Linked DNA regions of Mus musculus: region 1 is linked to region 2. The links are chromatin contacts, found by Hi-C or POLR2A ChIA-PET in ENCODE. All regions are on one chromosome and are shown on one strand. The core of a region is the stretch at or near the end of the contact, and the rest is flanking DNA. Distances in the headings are between cores, read along the strand shown.

What was found. A loop is a pair of places that touch in the nucleus more often than their neighbours do. ChIA-PET counts read pairs that join two places held with the same protein, here RNA polymerase II (POLR2A).
Region 1: a loop to region 2 is called in a map of v-Abl transformed pro-B cells, with 2.6 times the contacts of the local background. The contact joins the promoter of Myo1g here to the promoter of Ppia in region 2. A Hi-C loop is called at or near these places in 1 of 37 maps with a recorded cell type or tissue (v-Abl transformed pro-B cells). POLR2A ChIA-PET finds 5 or more read pairs at or near these places in 3 of 5 experiments (Patski and embryonic stem cell).

The regions. Positions count from the first base shown.
Region 1 is chr11:6,517,734-6,522,971 of GRCm38, reverse strand. Myo1g (myosin IG) reads left to right here and starts at 2,014. Exons shown (of 22, transcript NM_178440.4): 1 at 2,014-2,230; 2 at 3,785-3,993; 3 at 4,145-4,238; 4 at 4,955-5,120. The coding sequence starts at 2,118.
Region 2 is chr11:6,413,806-6,419,035 of GRCm38, reverse strand. It overlaps Ppia (peptidylprolyl isomerase A), which reads right to left and starts at 3,169. Exons shown (of 5, transcript NM_008907.2): 1 at 3,057-3,169; 2 at 905-935; 3 at 722-810. The coding sequence starts at 3,125.

The sequences.
Region 1 (5,238 bases), core at 765-3,264, 110 kb before region 2:
TGAAACCCAAGGGTGGGAGTCCCCGGTTTGGGGAAACCCTACCAAAGCACCACCGCAGGAGGCTGCAGATGGAATGCTCTCATGCCAGGCTTAAAAGGAAGCAGCCTGATTGGGGCATAAGGGCTGTACTGCCTCAGGGAGGAGCCAGAGCCAGAGCCATACTACTGCATCTGGGACAGTTCTGGCCAGTGGCTCATCTTATCACTAATGATACCTGCTTTTACCACATGGTGAATTAGAACTTAAACTTCATTAGGTATGTTGCACTATTAAATAATCCTAAAAACCAAATGGAATGGTTGAAATACAAGTGTCAGCAGATGGTGATGGAGAACACCTTTGATTACAGCACATGGGAGGCAGAGGCAGGCAGATCTCTAAGTTTAAAGTGAGCCAGATCTACAGAGCTACTTCCAGGACAGTCAAGGACACACAGAGAAGCCCTATCTCAAAACAACAACAACAAAACAAAGCAAAAACAAAACAAAATACAGTTGTCAGATATCTGTGAATACAAGCTCTCTCAAAATTGGCCTGCAAATAACACATATTTGGGAACATTTGGGCCTGCCATCAAGGGAGCAGAGAGAGCTGCCCACTGGCAGACCCTGTAATCAGGAGGGAGGACTGCACAGAGAAACCTGAGTGGTCGCCTAGCCATTTTTCAATGTACCACTAATCTACAAGCTCAACCATAAGCCAAGACCTGTGAGAGCTAAGATGAGGCCCCAGAGCTCCAAGAGTTAATGGTTTTATCTCAGAGGCTGGATGAGAGAACGAAGCTGAGCATATGCAAGAGGGTCCTACCAAAGGCTAGCCCACTAGAGGGCTGGAGAGTGTACTCTTCCGCTCCCTTGTCACTGTGGGGAGGAATCGCAGGGTGCCGAGTCCCCACCACTGCCTCATCTGCTGGGTCAGGCAGGAAGTCTTTATGGTTTAAACTCTATTGTGGCCACCCCTGGCTGATGTTGAGCTCTGGGGCAGCGATGTTCAGCTGGGTAACCACGAGAGGCCAAGAAATATCTGTTGGCACGCCTTTAATCCCAGCACTTGGGAGGCAGAGGCAGGCCGATTTCTGAGTTCGAGGCAAGCCTGGAGCCTGGTCTACAAAGTGAGTTCCAGGACAGCCAGGGCTATACAGAGAAACCCTGTCTCGAAAAACCAAAAAAAAAAAAAAAAAAAACCAAAATAATAATAATAAAAGAAATATCTATTGGGCTAGAGAGATGGCTCAGAAGTTAAGAGCACTGACTGCTCCTGCAAAGGTCTGCAGTTTACGGCCACCCAGCCCTCTAGCCCTCTGCAGACACCCAGCATGCATATGGTGCACTTATACATGTAGACAAAGCACTTGTACACAAAATAGATGTTTAAAACGTTTTAAAAGAAGCATCCTGCCAGGCGTGGTGGCACATGCCTTTAATCCCAGCACTTGGGAGGCAGAGGCAAGTAGATTTCTGAGTTCAAGGCTGGCCTGGTCTACAGAGTGAGTTCCAGGACACACAGAGAAACCCTGTCTTGAAAAACCAAAAAAAGAAAGAAAGAAAGAAAGAAAGAAAGAAAGAAAGAAAGAAAGAAAGAAAGAAAGAAGAAGAAGCATCCTTTCTTACTGAGCCTGGTATAATCCTAGCTACTTTGGGGAGGCCAGCTTGGACTACAGAGATAGAAGAAAGAAAGAAAGAAAGAAAGAAAGAAAGAAAGAAAGAAAGAAAGAGAGAGAGAGAGAGAGAGAGAGAGAGAGAGACGGAAAGAGGGAGGGAGCAAAGGAAGGAAGGAAGACAGACAGACAAGGGGAGGGAGAATTCCAGCCTGCCCGTAATCTTTGGAGTGCTTGGGATTACAGACAGGTATGGCCAAACCTAGCTTGGGAAGAGCTTTAAGGAAGCCAGTAAAGACCCCATCAGGACAGACAGTTAGGCATGGACCTTGTGGGCCAGGGAGCAGGAAGCAGTGTCTGAAGCACCAAGGCAGGGGAGTAGCAATGGGCAGGGCCAAACTCCCCGGGCAGAACCCACTTCCTACTTTACTGAAGTACTGCAGTAGTCAGGCAGGGCTGGGCCTCCCCTTTCTGCCTTCCCCTTCACCTCTGTACAGAAAGCTCTGGCGACCTGCCTTGGATGCTTGCAGTGGGCAGGATGGAGGACGAAGAAGGCCCTGAGTATGGGAAACCAGACTTCGTGCTTTTGGATCAACTGACCATGGAGGACTTCATGAAGAACCTAGAGCTCAGGTAGATGTGAGGTGGGGGTGGGGATGCGGTACTGGGCTTCTTTCCTTCCTTTCCTCCCTTATCATCCACACAGACCTGAGAGAAGCCCTGAAGGTACCCTGGTCCCATCGTCAGGAATGGGGACAAGGCTACACATACCTAGACAATACAGGCTGAAATGATAGCATCTCCAGGAGATAATGGCCACTCAGAAAGTAACCAGCTGTCAGGAATGGAGCTGCCCAGCCACCCTCACAACACCCTGGTTGACAAGCCCAGAGTCCTGAGGAAGACAGGCAAAGGCATGGGGACCAGGAATGTACTGCATCTCCTCTCTGTCACCTGCTGATGCTTTCCCCCTGGGTCCCATGTGTGACCCGACTTGAGTTTCCTTAGGAACTCCAAAATGAAGTGCCCTCCACCCCAGAATCGCAATAATCGAAGCAAGCTGATATGATGCTGATATGATGTTCTGGGTTGGGAGTTGTTCATGGGAGGGGTCACAGGCTAGGACTAGGAGAATTGACAGTGCAGCCTGCTTTCTCACTGAAAAAAGCAGGGAGGGGTCCAGGAGCTAGAAGCACAGCATGTTAAATGGCCTTGTGTGCGGCTGGACTTCATACACACCTCCTAGGGAGGATTGTTGTGTGCTAGGAAGCTCCTTAGAGAGCAACTGGGGACCAGGAATCTCACTAGGTGCAGAGATGGAGGTCCTAGGCTGCCACATGGAGAGCTTTATCCAGGAAATGAGTTCAATGCTTTGTTAGACTGCCTCATTCTCTCGAAAAGCAAGCTCACAAGCATGCCCTCCATGCTTTGTATGCTGAGCCGAGGAAGACAGTGGCTGCAGGTCACAAAACTTGTAGTCCCAGGGCGTGACTTGTCAGAGGGGGCAGAGAAAGAGGAACCCTGAAGAGGCCTGCCTGGGGTTGAGCGGGCCCCACACACCGAGAGGACAGTTGGGGCCCCAAGGAGGCTAGTACTCCTCCCAGAGCACAAAACCCAAGAGAGGTACAGCCCTAGGTTCCTGCTTCTAATATGGTTAGTAAACGGAAGGGTGGAGGAGTTTGAGATGTGCTGGAGAGGGACGGTGGCCATGGCTGGGGTTGCAAAGACTAGCAAATCACCACGCTATGATTTGGGTGGGGCAGGGCGAGTCCCCTTCCGGATCTGGTCCCGCCTAGACTCTGAGACAGGAAACAACCAAGCCCCCCACCCCCCCCACCCCCCACTCTCTGGAAGAGTCCCCTTTTCACAGTCTCAGCCCAACTGCCCTGTAGGAGTCACCTGGGAAAGATGACCCCTGCAGGGCCGTTACCTTTGTGGGATAGATATTCCTGGTTCCTGAGACCTGAGCATCCTGGCAGAGAGCAGTGTGGACCACACCCTTTGCACTGTGCTGAGGGCTGCTCTGGGTGGCTCAGCTTACTGAGGATGGCACCAAGGGGTCTTAAGTCAGTGAGGTCCCTTTTCTCTTCTCTATGCTCTTTCTGGGAGGGGGTGCTGACTGCTCGAGGCCTCCCACGTGGGCCTCTCATGGATGTGAATATAGAAGTCTTGTTATGCTATACCCAGGTTTGAGAAGGGCCGTATCTATACCTACATTGGTGAGGTGCTCGTATCCGTGAACCCCTACCAGGAACTGCCATTGTATGGGCCAGAGGCCATTGCCAAGTACCAGGGCCGCGAGCTCTATGAGCGACCACCTCATCTTTACGCCGTGGCCAATGCTGCTTACAAGGCAATGAAGCGCAGATCCAGGGACACCTGCATCGTCATCTCAGGTACCTGTCCCGGTAAACCAGATGCCGGAGCCACGCCTGACTAAGAAATGAGGGTGATGGTGCTTCCACATTTGTGGGTTGGACTGGGACAAGGATCTGGGCTAGTGGTACCCAACCCAGTTGGTTCTATCATTTCCTATCTTCTCGGCAGGGGAGAGTGGGGCAGGGAAGACAGAAGCCAGCAAGCACATCATGCAGTACATTGCTGCTGTCACCAACCCAAGCCAGAGGGCTGAGGTGGAGAGGTGAGCACTGGGGTCCCAGCTGGGTTGAAGCTTCTTTGCTAGGGAAGGGCCTTGGACTAGAAAGGAAAAGAAGAAGAAGAAGAAGGAAGAAACAAAGAAAAAGAAAAAAGAAAGGTAAAGGCCAGCTTAAGCCACTTTCTGTTGGGAAGGCTCCAGGCTGCTGCCCGAGTTCTAAAGCCACACCAGGGACCTTCCAGATGTAGGAGGTGAGATTCAGCCAAGGAATATACACTGCCAGTTGGGGAGGGGATAGTATCAACAGGTAGTTATCAAGTGTCTCAAAGCAGGACAGGGAACATCTTGGGGAGCCCACAGAAGCCTGGAGAAATTGGCAGCCTAGTAAGAGGGTCAGGCAGGCAAATTCCAGCTGCCTGATCCAGAAAATGGGCTGGTCTGCCTGGTCCTCCACTCCCCATACAGGCCCTGCAGAAGTCTTAGCTTGTCTCTTCCTGTAGTGATTGGTGTTGTGGTAGAGGCTGGCAGGACGCTTGCGGGAATGTCAGTGCCCCAGCATGGAACCATTACTACCCATCTGTAGCGAAAGATCTACTGCAAAACAGATGGGTCATGGGGAATGGGCACGCAGCATTTGCTGAACACGCTAGACCACTCAGTCCCTCACAGCCAGCCAGCTCAGCTTCCGGGCCCATCCCGAGATGCTGCAGTTGTTTTTAGATGGGGATGTTGCACTGACCCTACGGCCCCTCTGTCCACAGGGTGAAGAATGTGCTCCTCAAGTCCACCTGTGTGCTCGAAGCCTTTGGCAATGCCCGCACCAATCGCAACCACAACTCCAGCCGCTTTGGCAAGTACATGGACATCAACTTCGACTTCAAGGGGGATCCTGTTGGTGGACACATCCACAGCTACCTGCTGGAGAAGGTGGGCAGCTTGGCTGCGGAGACCCTTCCCCTCCGCGAAAGGCCCCGGGGACTGGGAGCACACTGATTTGTTAGGAAGACAGAGTTCTTAGTGGCTCTTCCCCAGGCTTCAGTGTCCC
Region 2 (5,230 bases), core at 1,920-4,419:
ATTTTCTTGCTGTGTATATACATATGGCACAGTATATCTGCACTGCTCTCCAACTTTTTCACCCACCTTTTCTTTAGCCTGGGGCTCAAAGCTTTAGCTAGGCTGGTTGACATGATAGCATGTGCTGCCGCACCCAGCTTTTTATAGGAGCTCTAGGACTCAGGTCCTCAGTTTTGGGATCCCTATGTAGCAGGCACTTCATAAGACTCACACCCAACCCAAGATAGCGGTTTTTTAGAAGGTTGGTACGTTAACACATTTGAAATCCCAGCACACAGGAAGAGGCAAGTGGATAAGGAGTTTAAGGCCAACCTGCATGACATAATACTGCAAAGAACAGAGCCTGTGCTGGGGACAGTCATCCGCCTCAGAAGAACTCACATGTATTGCTATGTACACACACAAGAAAAAACAGGCAACTGGAAAGAAATGGTGTAATACTAGCTCAAGTACAACTAAAACATGCTGGCTCAATAAAAGGAGCTAAAAAATAAAAAATTTCAGGGCTGGTGAGATGGCTCAGCGGTTAAGAGCGCTGACTGCTCTTCCAAAGGTCCTGAGTTCAAATCCCAGAAACCACATGGTAGCTCACAACCATCCGTAACAAAATCTGATGCTCTCTTCTGAAGAAAGCTACAGTGTACTTACATATAATCAATCAATCAATAAATATTTTAAAAATAAATAAATAAACAAACAAAAATTTCAATTTAATAAATACCTGGCACATGAATCCTGGAATAATTCTGTGAAAGGAGGAACCCTTATAGCCAAATCCTTTCTCTCCAGTGCTCAGAGCTCGAAAGTTTTCTGTTAAAAAAACAAAAAACATGTATACACATATACTTATTCTTTTTTATAGTTTTACCCACAAAACTTGTTAAAACTAGAAAATGAAACCAACCTGCTGTCTTTGGAACTTTGTCTGCAAACAGCTGTAACAAAGAAATGAACAGCTAGTTAATATATAGGTGAACAGTCTCATGCTTAATGTCTTTAGCTTTAGGGACTTGTGAGTCAAATTCATTCTCAGAACACCACTTTGGTAATAACGTTCAATTCCTAGTAAGAAATCACACCTATCAGCTTTAAGATTCTACAGGGTTGAGAACCAAAAAATATGAAGGAAATCTGGAACTAGTCATTACTTAAAATAGTGACAGACTCCTTAAGCATGACTCAAGAGCTTTTAATACATCACACCTACTTCTGAATAGACTTGAGGCTTCTCAAAAGCATACCATCACTCCTAACTTCATGTTGAAACCTAAAATCAAATTCTCAAAGCACTGTCACACAATGCATGATTAGGCAAATAAACTGTTAGTTTCTGGCAATGAAAATGCTACCACCTTCAACCTGTCAGCATAGCTTTAAGCATCAGGTGAGTGGCTCCTAACCTAATTGTAGAGGACTGTAGAGGATTCCAACACTTCAATATCTACATGCCCTTTCATAGCTAGTTGAAAACCACAACTCATCAGTTGCAGCATCTACACTTCTCTTGGAGGAATACATTTATGGTTTAAGTAGTTAAATATGTGACTCCTTTGGACTGTTTTTTTTTTCTCACAGCTTAACAGCTTTCCAAGTCCACATTTTTTTTCATCAAATTATGACTTCAAAGCCTTTCTTGGCAGCTCCACCTCTATTTTCACCTATGGGCTCATCTCATTCCCATTAAGCTCTGGTTAACCTGATACTATCCTACCCAGGCTAAGCTTAGGCCAAGTTTCCACAAGAGTCCTTGTCAATTATCAGCTCTTGACTAGATACATGCTGGGTGAGGGCTAATTAGAACCTAGTGCTCTTTTTATGTGCCTACCTACTATGTGTACCCAGCACTGTGGCAGGCGGGCAATCGGGAGATCTAGCTTTTGAGTTAAAAACTCACCAATGATAGCTTCTGGAGTTTAACAGTACAGACACTAAGTAACATATTCCACTATGGCCTAAGGGCTAGTACTGAGGCTAACAATAATATTTAATTTTGGGGTTTTTTGTTTTTTTCGAGACAGGGTTTCTCTGTATAGCCCTGGCTGTCCTGGAACTCACACTGTAGACCAGCGTGGCCTCGAACTCAGAAATCCGCCTGCCTCTGCCTCCCGGGTGCTGGGATTAAAGGCGTGCGCCACCACGCCCGGCTGAATATTTAATTTTGTAAAAGAAAAACGCCAATTGTTTAGGGTACTCTAATTACTAACTGATCTTTAAGCAGCCACTTAACCTCCAGAACTAATTAAGTAGGTAACTACTGGCAATCCACTTTGGTCAATGCAAACTGCAGCGTGGCCAGTCATAACATGCCTGTCTCACTGAGGGTAATAGGGAGGGGTTCAGAGCGCCTCCCCCGCTGCGCCATCACTGCGACAGGAGGCGGTCCTTGGGCACCAGCAAAAGCCAAGCCTTTCTCGTTTCCGCTCGGGGGTGGGGGACGCGGAGGGGTATTTTGAGCCTCCCTAACCAAATGTGGCTACTTCGGACCAAATGGCCAAAGGTTCAATTCACACTCAAGTCTGCTATAAAACGATTATTTTATATTCTTCGTAGGAACCACTAGGTTTAGGAAACCACTAGGTTTAACCGGGCTAACGAGCACGTCCGGGCTCTCCGAGCCTTCGCCCCTGAGACCTTAGGCAGGGTCCCTGCTCAGATCCGAGTAAAAGGCTGTGGGGCTCCGGAAAGCAGGCTGGGAAGAGGCCCGCGGGGCTGCAGCGCCGCAGCGGAGCAGGGCGGGGCCCAACGGCTGGGAGAAGGGAGAGGCGCGGAGCACGTGCGCCCGGCCTCGCGGGGCCCCACAGGACGCAGCCACGTGCGCCTGCGGGGAGGCCGGGACGGGCGGGGACGGCCCCCTCCCCCAACGGCCGCGCCCCGCCCGGCTTTGTCCGCAGCCCGCCCAGCCTCCCCGCGCCTCGCCAGCCTCCCAAAATGGCCCCTCGTCAGGAAATGGCGCCGCCACCCGCGCTCGCTCCACCGGAGGGTCGGGCCGCGCCCGAGAGAGCCTCCCCCTCCACAGCTCCCGGGACCCCACCCTGGAGCACCACTGCCCACCCGACCTCGAAGGAGACGCGGCCCAAGGGCTCGTCATCGGCCGTGATGTCGAAGAACACGGTGGGGTTGACCATGGCTGCAGCAAGCGGCGAAAAGCGACAGTGGCGTCTGCAAAGCGGCACGAGCCTCGCCGCGGCTTCCTTTATACCCGGTTCGGGCCCCGCCCACCACCGAGTCGCGCGCCCGGACCTGGATCAATCACAACTGCTTTCCAAACGGAGTGACGGCGCGACAGGCCTATGGGCGGGCGCGGGCGCGGGTGGGGCGGGGCGCGAGGCGCGCGTGCGCTGTAGCGCGCAGAGGCAGGTTCCCGCCCGCGGGCTCCTACTAGATGGTTGCGGCGCGGTCGGTGGGGGAAGAGTCCGAGGGCAGTTAGGGAGGGTGGCCACGCAATCTGGCTGTCCTTAGGAACGCGTCGGGGCCCCTGGTCTTCCCCAGTGGTACCGCGTATCTTCCCATTGCACAGAGCAAGTAACTGAGGCAAACATGGTCCTCAAGGTCGAGCGGCCCTTCAAGGTCGGGCGGGGTCCTGAGGCGCTGCCCTCTCTGCGGAAACTCGAACAGGCAGGCATCCCTGGGCCTAGATCCAGGACCCACACCGTCATTGTGCAATGGCAACCGCTTCCTGATAGGTCCCTGTGAGCGCCTCCGTTTTCTTAAACTCTGGGGAACGGGCACAAGCAGCCCCCTCATTTTAAAGATTATGAAATACTTTTTAAATGTCCTACTTTCCAAATATATCTTGTGTTTTCTCCAGGAGGAAGCTATTTAAACACGATCCTGGTCAGAGTCTACCTGTAATTTTTTTCTCCCCGACCCCCAATACCCCAAGGTCTTCTCATTTCCTCATGTGGCCTAAGGCGTGCTCTCAAAGGCTTCACACGCCTGTAAATCCCACCTCTAGGTAGATGGAGACAGGAGGATAGTGAGTTCCATACAGCCTGAGCTGTAAGTGTGAGGCCCTGCCTCATAAACAAAGCCTGAGTATGGGAAAGTCGGTGCTGTGGAAGACCCTTCACCATAGCGTCTGCTGGAGTTGGCTCCCGAGCTGTAAGGCCTTTAGACACAGAACCTCAGGAATGTGGGTCTGGCCATGCCTTATTTGGATGAATCAGACCAAAAGCACATTAGGTTGAACTACAAAGAGTTTTGATTTGCCAAACTGGAAAATTCTGTACCAGTGTGCTTTGTGCATATAGCATCATGTAAACCTGCTTTTCTCAAAACTGTTAAGTGCTTGCAGGACAAGCTCAAGGACCTACCTGCGTTTGGATCCCCAGCACCTATGTAAAAGCCAGGCCATTGGGAGGAGTCTGTAAGTCCAGGCCTGGAGGCAATGGAGACTGACTGGTTAGACAGTCTAGGCAAGACTGAGTCAGTATAGTGGATAAGGTAGAGACAGGGATGGGGAGAAGGCCCCATGGTTAAGAGCACTTGCCTTTATTTTTAACTAACTGATTGTTTTGGTTATAGTTTGCATTTTAGGAGTTCTTTGCATATTCTGGGTTTAATTTCTTACCTGACATATAATTTGCTGATATGTTCTGCTGTCCCTCCGTTGAGCCAGCAAGATGGCTTAGCAGGTAAAAGTGCTTGCAATACAGGGCCCAGGAACTGGGGAAAAGGCCAGATGAAGTGGCTCACATCTGTGATGCCAGCACTCTAAAGGTTGGGAATCAGAGGAGACCGACAGAAGTCACAAGAGAGACCTTGCCTCAAAGCAAGATGAATACCAGAGAGACCTCAGAGGGGACAAGATGACTCGAATACGGCCTCTGGCACTCACATGGTAGAAAGAGAGGACAGACTCCCACAAGTAGTCCTTTGACCTCCACATGCACACACGCACGCACACACACACACACACACACACACACTAAATGTTAAAAAAAAATCCAACTTGCAAAAAAGTCTTTAAGTTGTACATGTGCCCACACTCACACACATACACACAAGTAAATAAATGTAAATACATGGGGCTGGAGAGATGGCTCAGCAATTAAGAGCACTGACTGGCTCTTCCGAAGGTCCCGAGTTCAAATCCCGGCAACCACATGGTGGCTCACAACCGTCCATAATGAGATCTGATGCTCTCTTCTGGGGTGTCTGAAGACAGCTACAATGTACTTACATATAATAAATAAATAAATCCTTTTTTAATGTAAATACATAAGTAAAT